Regions from separate parts of the Homo sapiens genome. Here region 2 is linked to region 1. Evidence: chromatin loops called from intact Hi-C (ENCODE). Cell type or tissue: B cell. All regions are shown on one strand. Links, peaks and the distances in the headings refer to the core of each region. The heading gives the core; the rest is flanking DNA.

What was found. Hi-C counts contacts between places; a loop is a spot of excess contacts. Peaks named below come from ENCODE experiments on the same cell type or tissue, not always from the same donor. Only the 100,000 strongest peaks of a DNase experiment are listed, where the experiment ranks them.
Region 2: it touches region 1 in a loop (11-fold over the local background); 3 of 110 quality-filtered maps call a loop at or near these places.

The regions. Positions count from the first base shown.
Region 1 is chr1:100,915,594-100,926,319 of GRCh38, forward strand. It overlaps SLC30A7 (solute carrier family 30 member 7), which reads left to right. Exons shown (of 11, transcript NM_133496.5): 7 at 2,484-2,534; 8 at 6,113-6,248. Among named protein-coding and RNA genes, the nearest start is that of SLC30A7, 25 kb to the left of the region's middle. In B cell, for the core only: CTCF peaks have their summits at 5,691 (motif pointing right) and 5,892; a DNase peak (open chromatin) is centred at 5,708; H3K27ac peaks cover 973 bases.
Region 2 is chr1:101,562,366-101,573,091 of GRCh38, forward strand. No RefSeq gene overlaps it. Among named protein-coding and RNA genes, the nearest start is that of LINC01709, 72 kb to the right of the region's middle. RefSeq lists an enhancer at 5,319-5,368. In B cell, for the core only: a CTCF peak has its summit at 5,406 (motif pointing left); a DNase peak (open chromatin) is centred at 5,416.

The sequences.
Region 1 (10,726 bases), core at 1,267-9,266:
CAAAATTAGAAGGATTTCTTTCTTTCTTTAAGGCTGAATGATATTCCGTTGTATGTATATACCACATTGCTTTATCCATTCATCTGTTGATGGACATTTAGCTTGCTTCCATGTCTTGGCTATTGTGAATAATGCTGTAGTGAATACGGAAGTGCAGATATCTCTTTGAGCTCTTGATTTCAATTCTCATGGATATATACCCAGTTTGCTGATCATACGGTAGTTCCATTATTGTTTTTTTGAGGACCCTCCATACTGTTTTCCATAGTGTCTGCACCAGTTTACATTGCCACCAGTAGTATACAAGGGTTTCCTTTTCTCTACAGCTTTCCCAACACTTACTGTCTTTTGCTTTTTTGGTAATAGACATCCTAACAGGTATGATATGATATCTTATTGTGATTCTGATTTGCATTTCCCTGATGATTAGTGATGTTGAGCATCTTTTAATGTACCTGTTGGCTATTTGTATGTCTTCTTTGGAGAAATGTCTATTTTATTCCTTCGGCCATTTATTACTTTTTTATTTTTTTAATAAATTTTTTTATTTTTAATTTTTGTGGGTACATAGTAGCTGTATATTCTTATTATTTATTTATTTATTTATTTTTGAGATGGAGTCTCGCTCTGTCACCCAGGCTGGAGTTCAGTGGTGCGATATCGGCTCACTGCAACCTCTGCCTCCCGGGTTCAAGTGAATCTCCTGCCTCAGCCTCCCGAGTAGCTGGATTACAGGCGTGTGCCACCACACCCAGCTAACTTTTTGTATTTTTAGTAGAGACGAGGTTTCACCGTGTTAGCCAGGATGGTCTCAATCTCCTGACATCGTGATCCACCTGCCTTGGCCTCCCGAACTGCTGAGATTACAGGTGTGAGCCACTGTGCCCAACCAGTAGGTGTATATTGTTATGGGGTACATGAGATGTTTTGATACAGGCATGCAGTGTGAAATAATCACATCATGGAGATGAGGTATCCTTCTCCTCAGGCATTTATCCTTTGTATTACAAACAATCCAGTTACACTCTTTTAGTTATTTTGAAAGGTACAATTAATATTGACTGTAGTCACCCTGTTGTGCTATCAAATAGTAAATCTTATTCATTCATTCTTTTTTTTTTTTTTTTTTTTTTGTACCCATTAACCATCCTCACTCCTGCAGCACCACACTACCCTTCCCAGCCTCTGGTAACCATCCTTCTACTCTCTGCTTCCATGAGTTTAATTGTTTTGAATTTTTGTACTCCACAAATAAGTGAGAACATGCAATGTTTGTCGTTCTGTAACTCTTTGACCATTTTAAAATCAGGTTATTTATTTACCTTTGCTGTTGATTGTGAGTTCTGTATATATTTTATCAGATACATAGTTTGCAAATATTTTCTGTCATTCTGTAAGTTGCCTTTTCATTTTGTTATTTGGTTCCTTTGCCTTGCAGAAGCTTTTTAATTTGATGTAATCCTTCTTGTCTATTTTTGCCTGTTGCCTGTGTCAGTCTCTAAAATATCCTGTATTTTTATAACAGTTACACTGGTATGCTTTAAAACCTTGCTTTTCCAACTTTTTTGCTCACATGCATCCCAAAATAATGTTGAAAAACTGCATATCTCTTACACTTTTGGCTATCAGCTGGATTTTTCAGGGTAGCTACTTCTTCATTCCCATACAGCAGTACAATATCTAGATAGGAAATATTATATGGTGTTATGCTTTTATATTTCTTTGTTACATTATTGCAGAACATTGTTATAATGCTCTATCAAAGCTGTACTGATAAGGGTACCTTGACCTTTTTGGTGCTGTGGGCCATGAACAAATGATGATAGTAGGTACATTGTTAGTTGTGATCAGAAAGCTTGTCAGTCTTCCTGATGATCTGTTTAAACAAATATTGCTCATCTTTTGCCTTGTTTTCCTATATTTTCTGTTTTAATGTTAAAGCTGAATAGTAATTTTCAAGATGTTTAGAGATAGAAATTATAGCATTTTGTCATCATAAAAGCAAAATGAAAAAAATTATTTTTATCTCTTCTGTATCAAGAGTTTGCCACATTAATCTAGAAGCTGTTGAAAACTACTGTTTACCATAGTCAAGTTATCTTTCTATCCTGGCTTCATTTCTTGGACCTCATAACTTCAAGCAGTACATTTGGGTTTCTCTGAATTTTCCAATTGTAAGAGTATTAAAAGATATTTTATGAATACTGGAAGATTTTCACAATGTCTTTAATTTCCTGTGCTTTTAATCTTTTTAATACAATAATTTCTGAAATACTCCATACTTTTGATGAATTTTAAAACTACTGCCACTAAATTTACCTCCACTCAATTATTTTATTAAATTTAAAAAATAAATTTGTAAGTTTGATATGGCTATATAGCCATGCATTCTTGATGATGCATTTGAATGAAAAGGACTCTGAATTGTAAAAACTTGAATGAGGAATTGAAAACATGTTTTAAAATAACTTAATTCTCTACAGATGGCCCGTCCTTAAAAGAAACAACAGGACCCAGCAGACAGATTTTACAAGGTATGACAAGCAATTTTTATGTTTCTTAGTTTTTTGAAACTGCTTTTATAGTTTTGAAGTTTTAGTTGTCTGAAGTTTTCCTTTAAGAAAAATATAAAACATAGTGTTTGTGTTTAGTGTTAGCCTTTCTAGTGATTGTTTTTTATATACTATTAGATATATTAGCAGACATTCTTTTAATTGTCACTTGACTGTTTTCTCTGATTTGATAATAAAAGCAAAATATAGAGCTGGGTGCACTTGGCATGTCCCCACAATCCCAGCTACTCAGGAGAATTGCTTGCTTGCGCCCAAGAGTTTGAGACCACCCTGGGGAACATATGAGACTCGTATCTCAAAAAGATTCGGAAACTATTCTGCTTGAATATAAGTAATACCCATGCCTGTGACTATAAACATTGTATAGATGCTTCTTGATTTACTGTGGGGTTGTGTCCTAATAAACCCGTGGTAAATTGAAGATACTGTAGGTTGAAAATGCATTTAATACACCTAACCTACCGAACATCATAGTTTTGCCTTGCCTACCTTAAATGTGCTCAGAACACTTGCATTAGCCTACAGTTGGGCAAAATCATCTAACACAAAGCCTATTTTATAATAAAGTGTTGAATATCTCATGTAATTTATTTAATACAGTCCACTGTAGAGTACAGTATCAGTTGTTTACCCTTGTGATTGCTTGGCTGACTGGGAGCTGCCGCCTGCTGTTGCTGCCCAGCATCATGAGAGATGATCATAGCACATTATTGCCAGCCCAGGAAAAGATCAAAATTCAAAATTTGAAGTATAGTTTCTACTGAATGCATACTGCTTTCACACCATCATGAAGCCAAAGTCATAAGTTGATCATTTTAAGTCGAGGACTGTCTGTAGGAGTATGTTTGCTTTTACAGGATTATTATGTAGTTTTTCCAAGAATAATATTTAATATGTTTTTATGTTGTGGGAAAATTTAGAGCTAAAGATTTAATGCAAAGTGAGAACTCCATAATATTTGTAGGCCATCAATAGCTAATACATGTGTAAAATTGTATATTACAAAGTTTTACATGCCAGAGAAAATCCTGTCTATGAATTATAGTAATTTTTTTTTGTTTTGTTTTGTTTTTGTGGGTGGGGCGGTAGGTTATTAATCAATCTCTGGCTCTGAGTTTCCATTTAGACTTTATTGTCAGGGTTTCCTAATTCCCAGCTATCTACTTGCCTTTATTAACTTTTGACTTCAGTCTGACTTTCTGAATGGCTTCTGATCCAATCTCAACTGCACCTATTTGTCTTCACTATTTCTTTATATAACTCTCGTTTTTTATTTTTTCACTGTGAATATATTCCTTCATACTGAGAAATTTATTTTCAGAAGGCTTAAATGTGTCTTCCAATCACAGGTTTTCCATTTACAAAAGATATGGAATTGTTTTAGAATAACATTTGCTGAAATAACATATAATCATGCATATATGATGCATCTATATCAAGTACTATAAATTAGCCTTGATAATAAGAATTTAATTTTGAAAGTCATCACAAGTTGGAGGAAAGGAAGTTAGATTTGCCTTTCTAATTCTCTTTTATATAAGTTATTGTGAAAATAAATTTATATTTTCTGAATATTTATCAATTTATGGTGGCTGAAGAGCCCAGTAAATAGCTGAAGAACAGAGAAAACTACCTGGCATTAAAAACTTCTTGTAAAATGACCAGGTAGATAGATACTCATACATGAAAAACTTGAATTAATTATGTTTTTCAATTATATGCTACATCTTGACTCCTGGCTTACTAAGGTTTTGGGGGGTTAGGTTATCAGTATCCTACCACATCTTCTAAGGCTTTTAACTTTGTATAAGTTAAACATCCTAGTTTATGTTTCTTTCTTAGTGATTTTTTTCTTAAACAGTTTATGTAGTAAGAAGGCTTTAGGTAGTTTTAATGACACTTACTAATAAAACCAGTTTTCAGGTTAGCAAATAAATGGTAGCCAGGGACTTTCCAGTCTAAGGAAAATCAAGAACAAATCATTATTTTCTTACAAATCATTATTTTCTTTTTCTTTTCATGTTTAGAGTTATTTTCATTTTTTATTCTACCAAAACACTGATTAAAGAATATAAAGGCTTAAAAGCATGTATCATATATAAGAGTTTGTAGTTAGGGACCTTCAATCTGCTTTGATGTGTATTTTTTTTCCAGTTGTAGTTTTAAAAGTTAAAGTGGCCCCAACATTATTAACCTATTTAATTCACTGCTATTTGAAATACGTGATAGGAACCGAATATTTATTCTATAAGTATGTCTGACAAAATTTATTTCTTTTGGAAATATTTTTAAGAAAGTTGTTCTTAAAGGACTGTTCTTTTTGAAGAACAGTTATAATAATAGAGTTAAACTGTATATAAACGAAAAGTTATATGTAGGTAGTGAGGGATGATTTATATTTAATATAATATTTGATATAAATTTCCATCAGTGGCAGATAAAATGAAGTATAATTTTCCAGAACACAAGATTTGATTTGACTCATTAGCAGTCAATTTTTAAGTTATTAGAACATTTCTTGAGTTTGTTTGTATTTATATACCTAAAAATAATTACAGTTCACCCTTTATTGTGCAGTGAATACTAAAAAAGAAAAATCAAGTATTTCTCAACTACATACATGCTTTTTATGCATTAACTATTTCTTTTCAGATAGGGCAGATGATGGTATTGAATAATGTTCTATTTTTAGCAAGACATGATTGAAGTTTAAAAGAATGTTTGTGGTATAGAAATTTTGTATTAAAGATCTAAACGTTGAATAATTTGTCTCAGTTGAGTTTTTTCAGAAAGTATTGTACATAAATCTTACTTCTTGACATTTTAAATGGTTTTCTGGGCAACTTTGACTTACTAAATGTTATTATGTCTAAGTTTTTAGAATATCAGTATAACATCAGTATCCTACCAATTTAATATTTAATTATTAAAAGTTCAACATGTATTTTATATTTATTTAAAAATATTCAAATCAGTGCCTGCTTTCACGTCACCTCTGAGTGTAGTATGTAACCAGTTTAGATAGAGCTTTTAGGATAATTAATAAGTGTAACAGGATAAGTGAAATTATGGTTTATGGGAAATTGTAGTCCCAAATGGTAATAATTGTAATCACCAGCAGAGGGCTCTGTATGTACGTATATCTATAGTTAAAAATGTTTTCTTGACCAGTTCTTTTAGCCTAATGCAATTTCCATCCCATAACAAATTACTGACTTTTGGACTCCTGTTAGCCAGAGGTGAATGTTCACAAACAATTTTTAAAATCAACTTGCTTCTCTACTTCATTTATATCATTAAGAAAAGGTATAAATTACCAGTCAGATATTTCAACCCCTGTTGATTTGAAACAGAAAAAGTGATTTTAATTCATAAATGTACTATTACATGGTTACTAAATGGTGAATATACATGCTTACTTATTTTTGAAGTTGATATCTAGTTTTTTATATATAAAATTAAGAGTATAGCTCTAGGATATATTCGTATTTTAAATTAACCAAAAGACTGTTTTGATTTTTATTATGGTTTATTTCTAGGTGTATTTTTACATATCCTAGCAGATACACTTGGAAGTATTGGTGTAATTGCTTCTGCCATCATGATGCAAAATTTTGGTCTGATGATAGCAGATCCTATCTGTTCAATTCTTATAGCCATTCTTATAGTTGTAAGGTAAGTGTTATTGTTACTTTCAAGTATTAAAGTGAGACTGAGAGAGAAATATGTTACTTAAATTATAGGTCTAAAATACAAATAATTATGTTGGTTTTCCTTTGCTTGCTTTTTTTTTTTTTTTTTTTTTGAGACAGAGTCTCGCTCTGTCACCCAGGCTGGAGTGCTGTGGCACTGTCTCGGCTCATAGCCATCTCTGCCTCCTGGGTTGAAGCAATTCTCCTGCGTCAGCCTCTCAAGTAGCTGGGATTACAGACAACTGCAACCAGCTGTACGTTAGTGCCCAGCTAATTTTTGTATTTTTAATAGAGATGGGGTTTTACCATGTTGGCCAGGCTGGTCTCAAACTCTTGACCTCAGGTGATCCACCTGCCTCAGCCTCTGAAAGCGCTGGGATTACAGGCATGAGCCACCGCACCCGGCCAGATACCCTTTTCATTTTTATATGTTTTCTGTGTTTGCCATGTATTTGTTACCTAGAGTTTGATGTTTCTTTTTGATATTTGGCAGTTAAATTTTTGGTCATAATTCAAATCAATAGTAATTTTCTTGAATGCAACATTACATCTATAGAGTAAAATAATGGAAATATAAAATATATTCACTATAGTTAGTGTATTAATCCTTTGACATCTGCATCTTACATTATTAAATGCAAAGGAATATCAAAGACTCCTCTGCTAGAACCATTTTTATTCATAAAGTCACATTATCATTGTAGAAGTCTTGTAAAAATGCTACCTGAAATGAATTATGTCCGTCTTCCCATCTGGCTTACAAAATTCTTGAGGAAGCATCTGCCTCGTAGCTCTTTATCTTTCTATTTCCTACTACAGGGACAATGTATATGGAAAGATAAATGTGTGTAGGTGTATAAATTCTCAATAAATATTTGCTGAATTAGATTGTACAGTTGTTATCTTTTAAGTTTAACTCATCCTGAGATACATTTTATTATTGGTCTAATTTTTATCATAATGATAAGACATTATGTTCCATTTTAAAGTTATTTAAAAATTTACATATACACTGTATATGTCTTGACTGGACTGTTTTTATTTTTTCATTGTGATTTTACTGTCAGGAACTTTTTTGTAATGATAACTAAGATCTGCTAGAGGCCAGACTCAAGATTTTTATAGCTTGTAGTTTGTTAGAATAGATTTTTTTTTTTTTTTTTTTTTTTTTTTTTTTGAGACGGAGTCTCGCTGTCGCCCAGGCTGGAGTGCAGTGGCGCAATCTCGGCTCACTGCAGGCTCCGCCCCCTGGGGTTCACGCCATTCTCCTGCCTCAGCCTCCCGAGTAGCTGGGACTACAGGCGCCCGCCACCTCGCCCGGCTAATTTTTTGTATTTTTAGTAGAGACGGGGTTTCACCGTGTTAGCCAGGATGGTCTCGATCTCCTGACCTCGTGATCCGCCCGCCTCGGCCTCCCAAAGTGCTGGGATTACAGGCGTGAGCCACCGCGCCCAGCCTAGAATAGATTTAATAAAGTATGATGAAATCATAATGTAAGATGAGTCATAAATGGAGATTTTTTTTTAAAGTTTCTGCCTAAAAAAATAGGATATACATTTTAAACATACAGATTATTTTTTAATTTTTTCAAATTATTTGAACAGGGAAATAACTCTGCTATATAAAAGTCTGTTATAAGCTCAGCACAGTGCTTTACAACTATAATTCCAGCATTTTGGGAGGCTGAGACAGGAGGATTGTTTGAGGCCAGGAGTATAAGACCAGCCTGGGCAACATGGTGAAACCATGTTTCTACAAAAAATTTAAAAATTAGCTGGGCATGGTGGTTGTGTACCTATAGTTGCAGCTACTTGGGATGCTGAGGCCGGAGGATCTCTTGAACCCAGGAGTTTGAGGCTGCAGATAGCTATGATGGTGCCACTGCATTCCAGCCTGGGTGACAGAGTGAGATCCTGTCTCTATATAAAAAGGAAAATAAAAGGATTTCGTAAAGTTTGAAATGCCTTTTCTTCTTCTTTGGAAATCTTACTGTACCTTGTTGAAATTTCAGCTTAGATGTCCCATATTCTGTGAAATCTGACTTTTGGTAATTTATTCACTGTTACAACTATACCTGTTTATTTGTGCTTTTAGTGTTCACTTAACTGCTTCTAATTCTTCTTAGACTAGGATCTTAATATTCACTTTTGTCTCCACTCTTACTATTCTAATTCTGGCTATAATTATGTCTTACCTGGAAAACTGTAACAATCTCCAGGTTGACCTTTCTGTCTCCCTCTAAACACATCACATTGGCTAAAATTATCTTTTGTTAATAAGGATTATATTACATATAAAAGTATTTAAATATTTTAATGACTCTTACCCTTAGGATAGGGTCTGAACTCCTTAGCAGGCTTCATGATATATTAACCTTGTTGACCTCTTTGGTCTCTCTCAGTACTTCTCAATTCATACTTTGCTCTTCAGCCACAGTAAGTTAGTTTTAGTTCCCTGAGTATGTTATCAGCTCTCTGGATTCTGGGCTTTGCTCATATTTCCTCTATTCAAAATACTCTTATACTTCATGTCTTTCTTGCCACACCCCCCACCCCTTCCCACCAGCATATGTGTATGTATCACAATTACTCATCCTTCAGATCAGATTCAGTTTAAATGGCATTTCTTTGGGAAGCATTTCCTGATTCTCTACCTCCCAGGCTGGGTTGATTGCATGTATAGCACCTTCTACTGTAGTACCCTTTTCATGGCATTTACTTACCATAGCCTATTTGTTATTGCCCTCAAGCTCCATTAGGGCAAATTGTTTTTTCATTGTTTTAAAGTCAGCACCTAAATCTCCCTGGCCAAAAAAAAAAAAGAAAAAAAAAATTGGTACACTTTGAATTTGAATCAAAATAAATTTGTGGGTTTTTTTTTTCAACCTCAGAGAATTACTTTAATTCCAAATTGGGAATTCTTACTTAGTTCTGTTCTCATTCATTTATTCCTCTAGTATAAATAAGTAAACATACACAGACACACAAAGAAAACTTGTTTTACTGAATATAACACACATGAAGAAAACTGCACAAATCATCTTCACCAAATATTTATTAAGCAGGCCCTCTCACCTACTTAATCGTAGATAAGATCTTCACTGTCTTGATCCTATAATAGGAGAGTGAGACAATAAACAAATTAATAAATTAGACGGCTCAAATGCCAAATAGTTATTTGTATTGTGTGGATTTAAGATAGGATTATATGATAGTGACTGAGTTGCCACTTTAAATTGAGTAGATCTGGAAGACTTCTGAAGAAGAGGCCTTTAACCTGAGATCTTATTGTCGTAAGAAAAGCTTGTCAGAGGAAGAACATTCTAGTCTAGGTATCAGTTGGTAGAAAAGCCTTGTGGTAAAAGCAGCTTTGATACTGAAAGGAGGCCAGCATGGCTGAAGCATAGGGAGTAAGAGGAGAGTGGTTTGAGATAAAGTTGGAGAAATAGGCTGGGGAAGACTACCTAGGGTTAGGAGTTTGGATTTTATTCCAAGTGCAATGGGACACAATAAGGATATTTGTTTTAAAAAATGATTTTGGCTGCTGTGTGGATAATAGATTATAAGGGGGCACAAGTGAGAACAGGCAGACCAGCTAGAAGGCTATTATTTAAAGTGGACCAGGTGAGAGGCCATGGTGGCTTGGTCTTAGGTACTAACCTTAGAAATGGAGAGACACAGAAAAGTTAGAAAATGCTTTGGGGTACAGCTAACAAGATTTGCTTGAGAATATAAATGTGTGGGTCAGGGTTGAGTGAAAGAGGGGAATTAAGGATAGTTTCTAGAGTTTTTAATCTGGGCAACTGAGTGAATGAGGTGTCATTACTAAAAGAGAGGGGACTGGGAGAAAGGTAATGTTTTTATTTTTAAAGAGGACTGTAGATAAAAAATTCTGTTTTGGATATAAGTTTGAGATCTCTCAGACATTGATATGGAGAGTTCAAATAGACAAAGAGTGTACAAATAGGCATTCTTGGGAGCAATCAACTGAACAGAAAGGGTTGAAAATAGTCCACACCTGGATTTAAAGTCATGGAGTGGTTGGTATTCATCTGGCATTGGAATTCATCTAGCATGAATGCCACAATTCCCACCCCTTCTGTTTTCCTGGAAGATATCCCTCAGTATGGTACTCCTGCCTGCTAAAACTGATTTAGCGTCAGGGGCCCTTTCAATATAGTGCTTCAAGCAACCACAACCAGTCAACTACAGTAGGCTTCCAAGGTAAAACTTATTTGTCATCCTTGTCTAGGTCCTACTGACCTACTTATAAACTTCTCTGTAACTTACATAGATACATAGTTTCAGGTCATATGATTGGATTTCTTTTTGTTATTGTTAAGCTTTGATATTTTTATTATTTGCTCTTGTTTTTCTGATAACCAAAGTAATACTTTGCATTGCTATAAAGATATACCTGAGACTGGGTAGTCTATAAAGAAGAGAGGTTTTATTGGCTCAC
Region 2 (10,726 bases), core at 1,078-9,077, 650 kb after region 1:
ATGTTGGATTTTGACCTTATTTAAAAATTATAATGACAATAACCCATAATATATATCCAAATCCTTAGATTCCTGAAATGTGTGAAAAATAAGGCATTGTAATGGATAAAATGGAAGAATTATGTATTTATCTAGTCACTGATTAGCTTTTGAATTAGCCAGCATAGGGGTACTGATTTGAAGTTCATTTATTCATTGCCCTGGCAATGCACTTTCACTAAATTAATTTTCCAAATGTCATGCCCCAAGTTAGACTGATTTGCAACATATGAAGTTAATTGTGTCCACAAATGGACAATACTCTCAGGCTTGCAGAGCTACAATGTATCAAGGAAATGTCAAATACAATTCAGTTTTATTTAGGAATGAAAATTTATATTTTCAAGTGAGAAATATTCAATTCATGGGATTACTATAGACTTATTCCTTAAGATTTAGCTTAAGAATTACCTTTCTTGGCAAGCATTCTTTAGTCTTCTAGGAAATGTGAGTCACGTCTTCCTCTTGGGTACCTAGTTCCTGAGTGCATTGACTACATTGAAATTTTGATTGGTAGTTGACAGGTTATTTCCCCATAAACCTTGATTTCTTTCAAACAGATCTCATGCTTTTCTCATTTTTCTTCTTGAAAAAAGACCTTGATTTTGGCATCTTTAGTTAATTTGTAAAATAGAGTAATCTCTCAGCAAATGTCTATGGTATTGAATAGAATAAATTGGTGCTGGATTGAATTACTAATTAATTGCTTTATGTGAATATCTAAGCTTATCCTTAGAGTATAAAACTTTGGAGGACAGGAACCAGGTATTATACCTGTCCTTTTTCCTTAGATTCCAGTATACTACACTTCACATGGTAGTAGTGTTCTCTCCTCTGCTGGATTTGGGCTTCCTTCAGACTCTTTACCACCACCAGAATTTAGGGGAATTAGTGTAATAGTTAACTTCTACCTAGGGTTATACATTAAATCTCTATCTAGTTTCCTGTTCTGGTGAGCAGGTTGGATAACATAAAATGCGAAGAACTTTTTAACGAGGGATTATAGGTTATGGCTTTGGGCATTTTACTTAATCTCTGTATGCCTCAACTGTTTTTTCATAGGTGACTAACTCACAGAGTTTTTATGAGGACCACATAAATTAGGATATGTAAAGTACATCAAATGTTCAAAAGTCTGGTTTATAGTAGATTTTCAACTGATGTTAGATATTATTACCCTTTCCTAAGACTTACATCAGAGCTCAGACTAAACTGTAAAACTTTTGTCTCCTATTTTTCAATTTATTTAGAGCACCAGATCTTGGGCTGCAAAGGCAGATTAAAGCAATAAATCCTAGGAGGATGTTTGAATTGGGAGAGTGTTTTCTTTAATTTTTGTCAGGTTTATTGAAACATCTTTTCACTCCTCCCACTGAAAGCTCTACATTTAATCCTGAGAAATGGGTAGGTGGTACATTTCAAGGTGAAATCTTTATATGTCCTTTCCTCTATTTTTATTTTATGTATCAGGGATGCAAGTCCATATGAGGGAAGGATAGCTGTAGCGAGAAGGTTAAAGCAGCACATGATCAATCCATAAAATTACTTGCTGAGGAAAATAAATTTTATTTGTATTGATGTTTTCCTTTGTAGAAAAAAGTCCAGTGGAATGAGCTGTCTCTTCAGGAATAAATCAGAAGAGAAAAGGTACAATTTATGAGGAAAGCAAGTCCTGGATTGAAAACCATGGCAAGCAGACTTCTCCACCTGGTGCAAGAAATATTATTGCTTACCTTGTGTGTATGTCTCCAAAATGAGTATGAACAAAACTGTTATGAAAGCCAAAGAAGGCAATTTTTGTGGCACAAAACTAGACTAGAAAAGACAGCAAAGATTTCAAGGAATCTGAAACTGTTTTCAAAAAAATCTATCCAAATGTGAGGGAGCACAGAAAAATCTTTTAAAGAGATTATTAGAGCTCATGAATTTATAGCTTTATAATTATTTTAGTCCTCACTGAGGAATTAGGCTATACAAGAGCACCTTTAAAGTTTTTTTATTGCTTTCTCCAATAAATTTTACAGAATTGAGTTTACGATCCATTGATTGGTCAGTTCTTGCTGGACTGAATCAATTGATTAAATGGAGAAAATAATATATAATTTTTCCCTCAGGAGAATGATAAGAATTATGATGTCAACTTGCACAAAAATGGTCTATAGCTTTTATCTGCCTACTTTTGTTAAACTATATTTAAAATTAATTTAAGCACTCTGTTAGATAAATAATCAGTTGTAAATACTAAAAGTTATTACACTATAAACCATTAAATAAAGAGTGCATTTTGATGAAACATCCCCAAATTTCACCAACCATGGTATCGATTGACAGTTGAGACTCCCTAGTCTTCATGATATCATATTGCTGTTAGCAGTGATGGCTATTTATATATTTACAAAGTCACTCTGATATTTGAGTAATGGGTAAGTCAGGCTTTACCTTGTAAATTAAGTCCTGCAAACTGACAGTTTTAAGAACTCTTATTGTGCTCACTACTCATTGCAGGTACCTGGAATGTCTGTTTTCTCTCCTCCTAAAATATTATGCTATTTTGCTATAATTTTTAATCTTCCTATTCTAACAATTTTGATACCTCAGTCCTTTCCAGAGATGGAAGAGATACCAGTCAATCACAAATAAAGAATGTATGTGAACCTGATGCTTATGGCAGTGATCGTTTTTATAGGCATGACAATTAGGTGGCTACCATTTAAGGTAGTGCGCCTAGAATATTTTACAGTATACTTTCCAGTCTTAATTATAAACTTTAGAAAATAATTTGAATAAAATGGAAAATGTCTAGAGTATTATGGAATTTCCTTCTCATCATATTTGAGAATCTGTTGGAAAAGCATGTAATTAGAACGAAACAAAAATACTTGCTGACACATTTTGCTAGGACTTCTGGCCAAAGCAATAAGGCAAGAAAAACAAATGAAACTGATTAGAAAGTGTATTAGTAATACAAAATTAGTAGCTAAAAACAAAATTTTATTAGCTTATAGTTCTGGAGGTTTGAAGTTCAAAATTAATCTCATTAGAGTAAAGCTAAGATGTCAGCAGAGCTGGTTTTTTTGGAGGTTTTGAGGGAAGAATCTTTGGCTTCTTCAGATTCTAAACATTCTCAGTATTCCTTAGCTCATGCCCTCTTTCTTGAATCACTACAGTCTCTTGCTTTTTTCATCTCATCTCCTACTATTGTAATCAAATCTCTTTCTGCTTCCCTCTTATAAAGATACTTGTGATTACTTTGGGTCCATCTGGATAATTCAGGATGCTCTTTTCTTCTCAAGATTTTTAACTAAACCATATCTGCAAAATCCCTTTCATTATGTAAGGTAACAAATTAACAGGTTCTAGGAATGTGCATTTTGGTATCTTTGAGAGGCTGTTATTCAGCCTACCAGAGAAAAGAATACACAAAATTAATTACAGAGATGATAGGCTTATCTACATAGAAACCCCCAAAATATCCACAGATAATATATTAGGATTAACAAGAGAGTTTAGGTGGCTATACATAAAATCCACTTCAATAATGCAATTGCATTTTTACATATCAAGATGAAATAGTTAAAATTGTAACAAAAAAGTAGAGAGAAGGGCAATGTAGATCATTAGAAATGATGCTGGGACAACTGGTTAACATATGAGAAAACTTTAATCCCTACCTTACTTTCTACCTGAAAATGAATTCTAAATTGATAAAAGGCATTAATGTGAAAGGCAAACTTAGAAAAATATTAGAATAAAAATAGGAGACTATTTTAAATATGATACAAATAGCAATAATCTTACAAGAAATGGTTGATAGCATTATTATATTAAAAGATCCTCTAACATAAAAAGAAACCAAAACAAAGGCGAAAAGGACAAACCAAAATCTCAGAGAAGATATTTTCAACACCTAAGACAAACTAAAGATTAGAATCTAAAAGAAATCTGCAAAGAAAATAAAGAACAATTCAATTGAAAACTGAACAAAGGATGTGCACAGTTATTTCATGGAAGAAATAAACATGATTAACGTTTGAAAAGAAGTTCAACCTCTTTATGCAAATTATGACTTCAACAGGGAACTATTTACAACCATTTAACTGACAAAACAAAATAAAGGAGTCTGACAATGCTGATCCTGGTAAAGGATGTGGAGTAAGGAGAACTCTCATACTTTACGAGTAATGGCATAAAGTGGAACCACAACTTTGGGAAACAATTTAGTATTTTCTTAAAAGTTGAAGATGAATACGACCTATGATCCAGCAATTCTACTGGGTATATGCCCTTGGGACACTCTTGCTTCTGCATTCTAAGGGATATAAGCAAGAATGCTTGTAGCAATAATATTAATCAATTATAACAGCAGAAATGGAAATAATAATTAAATACACTGTGGTATAATCCACCATGAAATACTATTTAACAGTGAGAAAGAATACATGACACTTATCTGGAAAATGGATGAAGCTTAGAAACATATTGTTGAAAGAAAAAACAAACCTTAAAAATATATACAGAATGATGTAATTTTAATAAACTCCTGAGCAAAAAATCTAAAATATATATTGTTAAGCATACATATGTGTGATGAAAGCTATCTTATAAAAAGCAATAAAATGATAAACACAGTGTACACAGTAGTGACTCAATATGGGTGGAAACAGGTAATTGGGTTTGGGAAGGAGCCAACAGACAGTTTAAAGCATACAGTGTATTCTAGTTCTCAAGGTGGTACTGTGTATATATAGACACACACACAAAAGACTACATGACACACACACACATATACATGATACATACATATGATACATACATAGACACACATATATACATGATACATGACAGACACACATACACATATATTTATTCATAAAGAAAGAAAAGCAAGCAGTATAGCAGTGTCAGTTTGTCTATTACATATGCTGTAATTGGTCTGGCCCTACTACTAGACATAAGGGCACGGGCATATTCAGTTCTCTGGCCCACCTCTGACACACAGGGCAATAAATAGTTACAGCATATCAAATTTAAAAATAAATAAATGTGTCAATTATCTGAAGATAGCACATTGGGGTGCTCTCTCTGGCAATTTTAATCCATTGATTTGCAAATGGAAGTTTAAAGGCAGTTATGCACAAAATATCAAATTTTTAATTCTCGAGTTTGTATTTTGTTTCATCTTTCTTTCCAAGGAATAAAACTGCTATGCTTGTTCTTCTGTATCCCAGAGAAATAATTTGATGGCAGGAGTTCCTATGGCTCCAGAAAATCAAAATAATTCTTTCCCTTCAATAAGTACCTCTTTGGCTTTGATACAAGACTCTTGATTTTTTTTTTTTAAAACAGAGTAGGGCTTGCCACCTCCCCCTAGTGGCCAGGACGTGCCAGTGGCACCACTGGGTTCACTAATGTTCGATATGGCACAATTAACCTAAGTGGTACCAGGTTGGAGGAACAATTTTAGAGGCAGCTTTACATCCCAGCTTGATTTTTGACATTTTTTTTTCAGATTGATTTGAATATATTTGAATATTTTCTTTTTGGTCTAGTGTACAATTTTCTTTCCTTCAGGGTGGGTCCAGTCCATACATTCTTTATCTAGGCTCTCTCGCAGAGGAGAGGCTATAGTAGACAACATCAGGGAAAATGTGATGCCAGTTAGTTACACCATATTATTTCTTACTAGTTAATGACTTAAAAGTTTATAGCTAATTATACATGCAAGGCTTCTTTATTTTCATAATATCAAACTTTAAGCACGTGGGGAAGAGGTTGGGATGGTAGAGGGCCTATCCCAACATACTGTCAAAGTTATAGTTTATTCTGTTTATACCACACATATATTTATATAGCCATGTGAGATTGATATTAGTGGTATTTTTATTTCAGATGAGTAAACTGAGGCCCAGAGAAGTGAATAATTTGGCTTAGGTCAACTGGCCAATTTGTTGCAGAGTTAGAATTAAAATCCAGCTCTTCTGACTCTTAATCCAATGCCCTTATTACTACCACGCATCACTTATGTATAAGATAAGTTCTAGGGCTGATGATGGGTCTCTTGTGCTTAGCAGGATCATGATGTGGGGGAAGATCCAGGATGCCTAACTTTGTTTAATGACCAATTGGCTCCTTTTTTAGTATTTTATTTCCGATCTAATAAAATATTTTTCACAATGGAAACTGTCTTTTGAGTGTGAGCTTTATATTTATATTTTATATTTATATTTATAGAATAGAAAGTGTGAGCTTTATATTTATATTTATAGAATCCCCTTTCTTCCATTCTCAGTGAGAGCTCTATCAAGCCAGAGCATCGTTTCTATTTTTTCTTAGGTCAAAATACATGAGGCCTTTCTAGACCCCAGAGTAGAGATCCTGGACTGTTTTAATTATGGTAGGCACAGCATGATAGATTATTAGAATATACCTCAACATTTATTTTGCTCTTAGATTTTTTGGACAGTTGTATATCCTGGGAGAAGATTTAAATGGAAAAATAGCAGCATTTTTTAAGGTCTTTGTTCCCCATTTCGGAGGTTTTTATATCCATTTAATCTTACCAATATGCCACACTCAATCTGCTTTTCTTAGTTAGCTTGGCCACCCACACACCTCTGTCTGGTGTCTGGGTCAGAGTTTTCAATTCCTATATGTGTTCATACTTCAGGGGGAAAAATGCCCTTTTTAATCCAGGATAAACTACAACCTTATTTCCCTTGGCTTATCTTATTAATATTTGATGACATTTACTTTCAAAGCAACTTTGCACAGTTACCCTGGAGTGTTTGCACAAAGGAGGCTTTCTAATGCAAATCTGACTGAATTTAAAATTTTAAAAAATTTGGCTCAGATGAGATTGCCCTCAATGTAATAGCCAGCAAAGCAGTTATTAATTTATTTACTCATTGATTTCTTAATATATACTGTAATGTATTTAAAAAATTTGTTACAGACATTATGATGAGTATTAGTTTATGGTTTAGTGGATAAGATATTGCATAAAAAAGAAGCACAGCTTCAAAATCTAAAAAAAAGATTTTGCTCTTGATAGAAGTTCATTGTAAGAAGGAAGGAGAGTACACACCAGCCAGGCACTGGGGAAACTACCTGCTCTTTCTTAAACACATGAAAATTAAAGATTTTCTTTTACACTTGAGTACGAAAGACCCTCTTCAAGATTTGTTTTGTGATTTGCAGTAAAGGAGGTGCCTATGCACTTAAGTCAAGGAGATGAGATCTGGTGAGTGGTCAATTGCAAGGGGAAAGTGGATACTATTATTTTTTGGTGAGTTTTAGTTTATTTGAAAGGAATACCATTGAAATTTTGAATTTGAAATACAGTATTTGAAACAGCATACTGGCCACAATTATCATCTAGTAAAACATTAAGGATCTTTTAAAGAGTTTATTGAATTTGTTCAGGAGAATGAAGAATTCAAGATCTAAAAAGGGATTTCAGTATTTGTCCAGAGGAGTAAATTATTAAGTTTCCTTTTGTTAGGTGAAATTTTAAGTTTTGGAATATGAGACATAAAGTTCTATTAATGATGGAGGGACTGATTTCCCTGTCGATATGGCCCAGCAAATGCAATGTTAACAGGAGAGTAAAGAGCAGTTCAGTGAAAGAGGTGACAATGAAATACTCTGGAAAGAATGAGGAGGCATCAGAGGCTTTCAGAGGAGATGTAGCTGAATTGTACCGGTAGAATGAGTAAACTATGAAAAGGGGAAGATGATGGAACTATTTCTCCAAGAGGAATTGATTTGCACACTGAAAATGTTTGTTGAGCCATTATTGTGAGAAAGAAAAATGTGTTAAATGATGGGGAAGATATAAAAAGCATAAGTAAGTTTACTATTTAATAAGATATAAAGACATACACAAAAATGAGAGGTAATAACTAAAGATAGTAATAGTGATAGAGAAGTTCTAAAGGCAGTTGTAAGGTGGTTTATGTATAAGGTTGTATAAGATTGTCAACTTTAAGAATGAAAACTCTCAAACGCCTGTCATCATCTTCTCCCTAATAATATACCTCTTTTAAAGTCATTATTTCCCCTGCAATGGAAAGTAGATCATGTCATAAATTATAGTCTTAATCATATTAATTGGCTTAGTCATTTCTTCTTTATGACACTACATGTCCTGAAAATGAGAGTAAATTTAACAAATTAGTTTAACTTGGAGATTTGATAAGAACACCATGTTAGCTAGAGTCAATAAAACCATCCTGGCAAATTCTTAAAGTTCATTATCAGCAGCAGTTACGGGATTTGTTGATTTCCTCTTCTTCCTTTGCCTGCCTCATAGAAATCCTACAGCCTCTACTTCCAAATATAGTTTCTGAAGTATTCCACTGCTCTCCATTTTAACCTCTTAGTCCAAGCTACCTTTGTCTCTCCCCTGGGGTTTTACAATAGCTTCCTACTGATGTCCCAAATTCTAACCTTCAGCCCTACAGACTAGTCTCCCACCAGAGCCAGAGGGACCTTTGTGAATGGAAAAATCAGATCATGTCATTCCCTGCCTGAAACTCCTCAATACTTTCCAAACTTACCAGCATCACAGAGCTTCTCTGATCTCATGGTCTACCACACTTCTTGTTGCCCACATTCCAGCCACATTAGGTATCCATCTGCTTTTCATGCATTTCAAACACACTGCATCTTTAGAGCATTTGCAGATCCAGCTGCCTCTGCTTAGAGTATGTAAAATAAAATAACATTTCAAGACCTTCTAAATTTATCATGCCAAGGAAAAAGTTAAATCCTGGAGACTGAGTCATGTAACAGGTTTGCAATTCTGCATCTTTTTTTTTTTTTTTTTAGACGGAGTTTCGCTCTTGCTGCCCAGGCTGGAGTGCAACAACGCGATCTCAGCTCACCGCAACCTCCGCCTCCCGGGTTCAAGAGATTCTCCTGCCTCAGCCTCCCAAGTAGCTGGGATTACAGGCACGAGCCACCATGCCAGGCTAATTTTGTATTTTTAGTAGAGATGGGGTTTCTCCATGTTGGTCAGGCTGGTCTCAAACTCCTGACCTCAGGTGATCTGCCCTCCTTGGCCTCCCAATTGCTGGGATTACAGGCGTGAACCACCGCGCCTGGCTGCAATTTTGCATCTTAGATTATAGATGAGCTTTCTCCCTCATTGTTCCTGTTCTGGAAATGAGAAGGAGAGACCAGTGACTAGACCGCTCTAGCTTTAGTCATTGACCTTTGTTGTAGATTAACTGCCTCCTGTCTCCTGTATTGTCCTATACTTAACTCAGATCAGATGGCAACCAAGACCCTGTTACTGTTACATCTTCAGTGTGGAATGTTAAATATACCTTTCCAAAAAGAAAAATACCACCTAGACTAATCATATCACTGTAAGTACGCATTTGGCCTTACATAAATGTTGAAATTCTCTTCACCTCTCCTAAACTTTGTTTATATACATGATCCCAAACTTCTACACTTCAAGACACTGACTTTTACTTTTTGGAATCCATGATTCCCAGGTAGCTTGTCCTCAGACTTTGTGTTTGAATCAACTCTCTTTAAGCTAGATTCTGATCCTTTTGATTATTTTAGGTTGACAAATGCTTGTCTCCCAGGTTTTCATATACCTGGTGATTTTCATTCAAGTCTCAATTAAAACATCATCTCCCCAGAGTGGCTTTCTTTAACCTGGTCATTCTTTAATATAGTACCTTTTAAATTTTATGCATATTTTTTATTTCTATTTGAAATTATCTCACTTATTTACTTTATAATCTCTGTCTCTCTCTAGAATATCAGGGTCATAATGTCAGGATCCATTCTACTTCTTCAAGGTTTTATCTCTAGTACCTAGAACAATACTTCTATAATGGTAAGTACACCACATATATTTATTGAATGGATGTCGAATTGTAATTGAGATGCTCTCTTCTCATTCATCTTCCACATTTTGAGGCAGAGATGATGGTTGTGGCTTGGGTAGGGGCCAAGGGAAGACTTCCTCTTTGCCCTCTCAATGGTCACTAAAAAAATCAACTGACAAAAGGCAGATTAATAAGAGAAAAGGCATACAAATTTACTAATGTGTACATGAGGGAGAACAACAGAGTGATTACCCCAACACCCCAATGAGGTTCAGAATCTTGGATACCATCTTTAGGTTACAGAAAGAATGAGGACTCCAAGCATGGTCAAATGGGTTATGCTGCTAAATTGGGTTGCGGTGGCAAAGCAGGTTATAGGCGAGAAGAGGAGGCTTGTAAGCAAAAGTGGGTAGCAGTCCCCCAGAAAGAATAGATAAATGTTTCTTTCAGACATTTAAAAGTGTCAGACTCTCAGTTAATCTTTCCTAGATCCAGACAGATGAGGTAGAACCTCAGAGAAAACCTGGTTGCATCAGTACAGATTCTCTGCAGATAAAAATCTCCCCTACAAAAGACAGCTTTGCAGGGCTACTTCTGTTTGCAGGCCCTCTGAAGGGCCATCTCAAAATATATCAAAGAAGTGTATTTTGGAATGAAATATCTTGATTTCCTTCAGTTGGTTCCCACAGGCTGAAAGGGGAATTAATTTCACCAGAATTACTGCTTAAGACAGTTTTTAGCTCAGTATAAAGTAAAATATCTTTTGTGGCTTTGTAGAAATCTAAGTTTATGATTCCAAAACTTCATATCCACAAGATGAAACTCATTAGCTGATGATA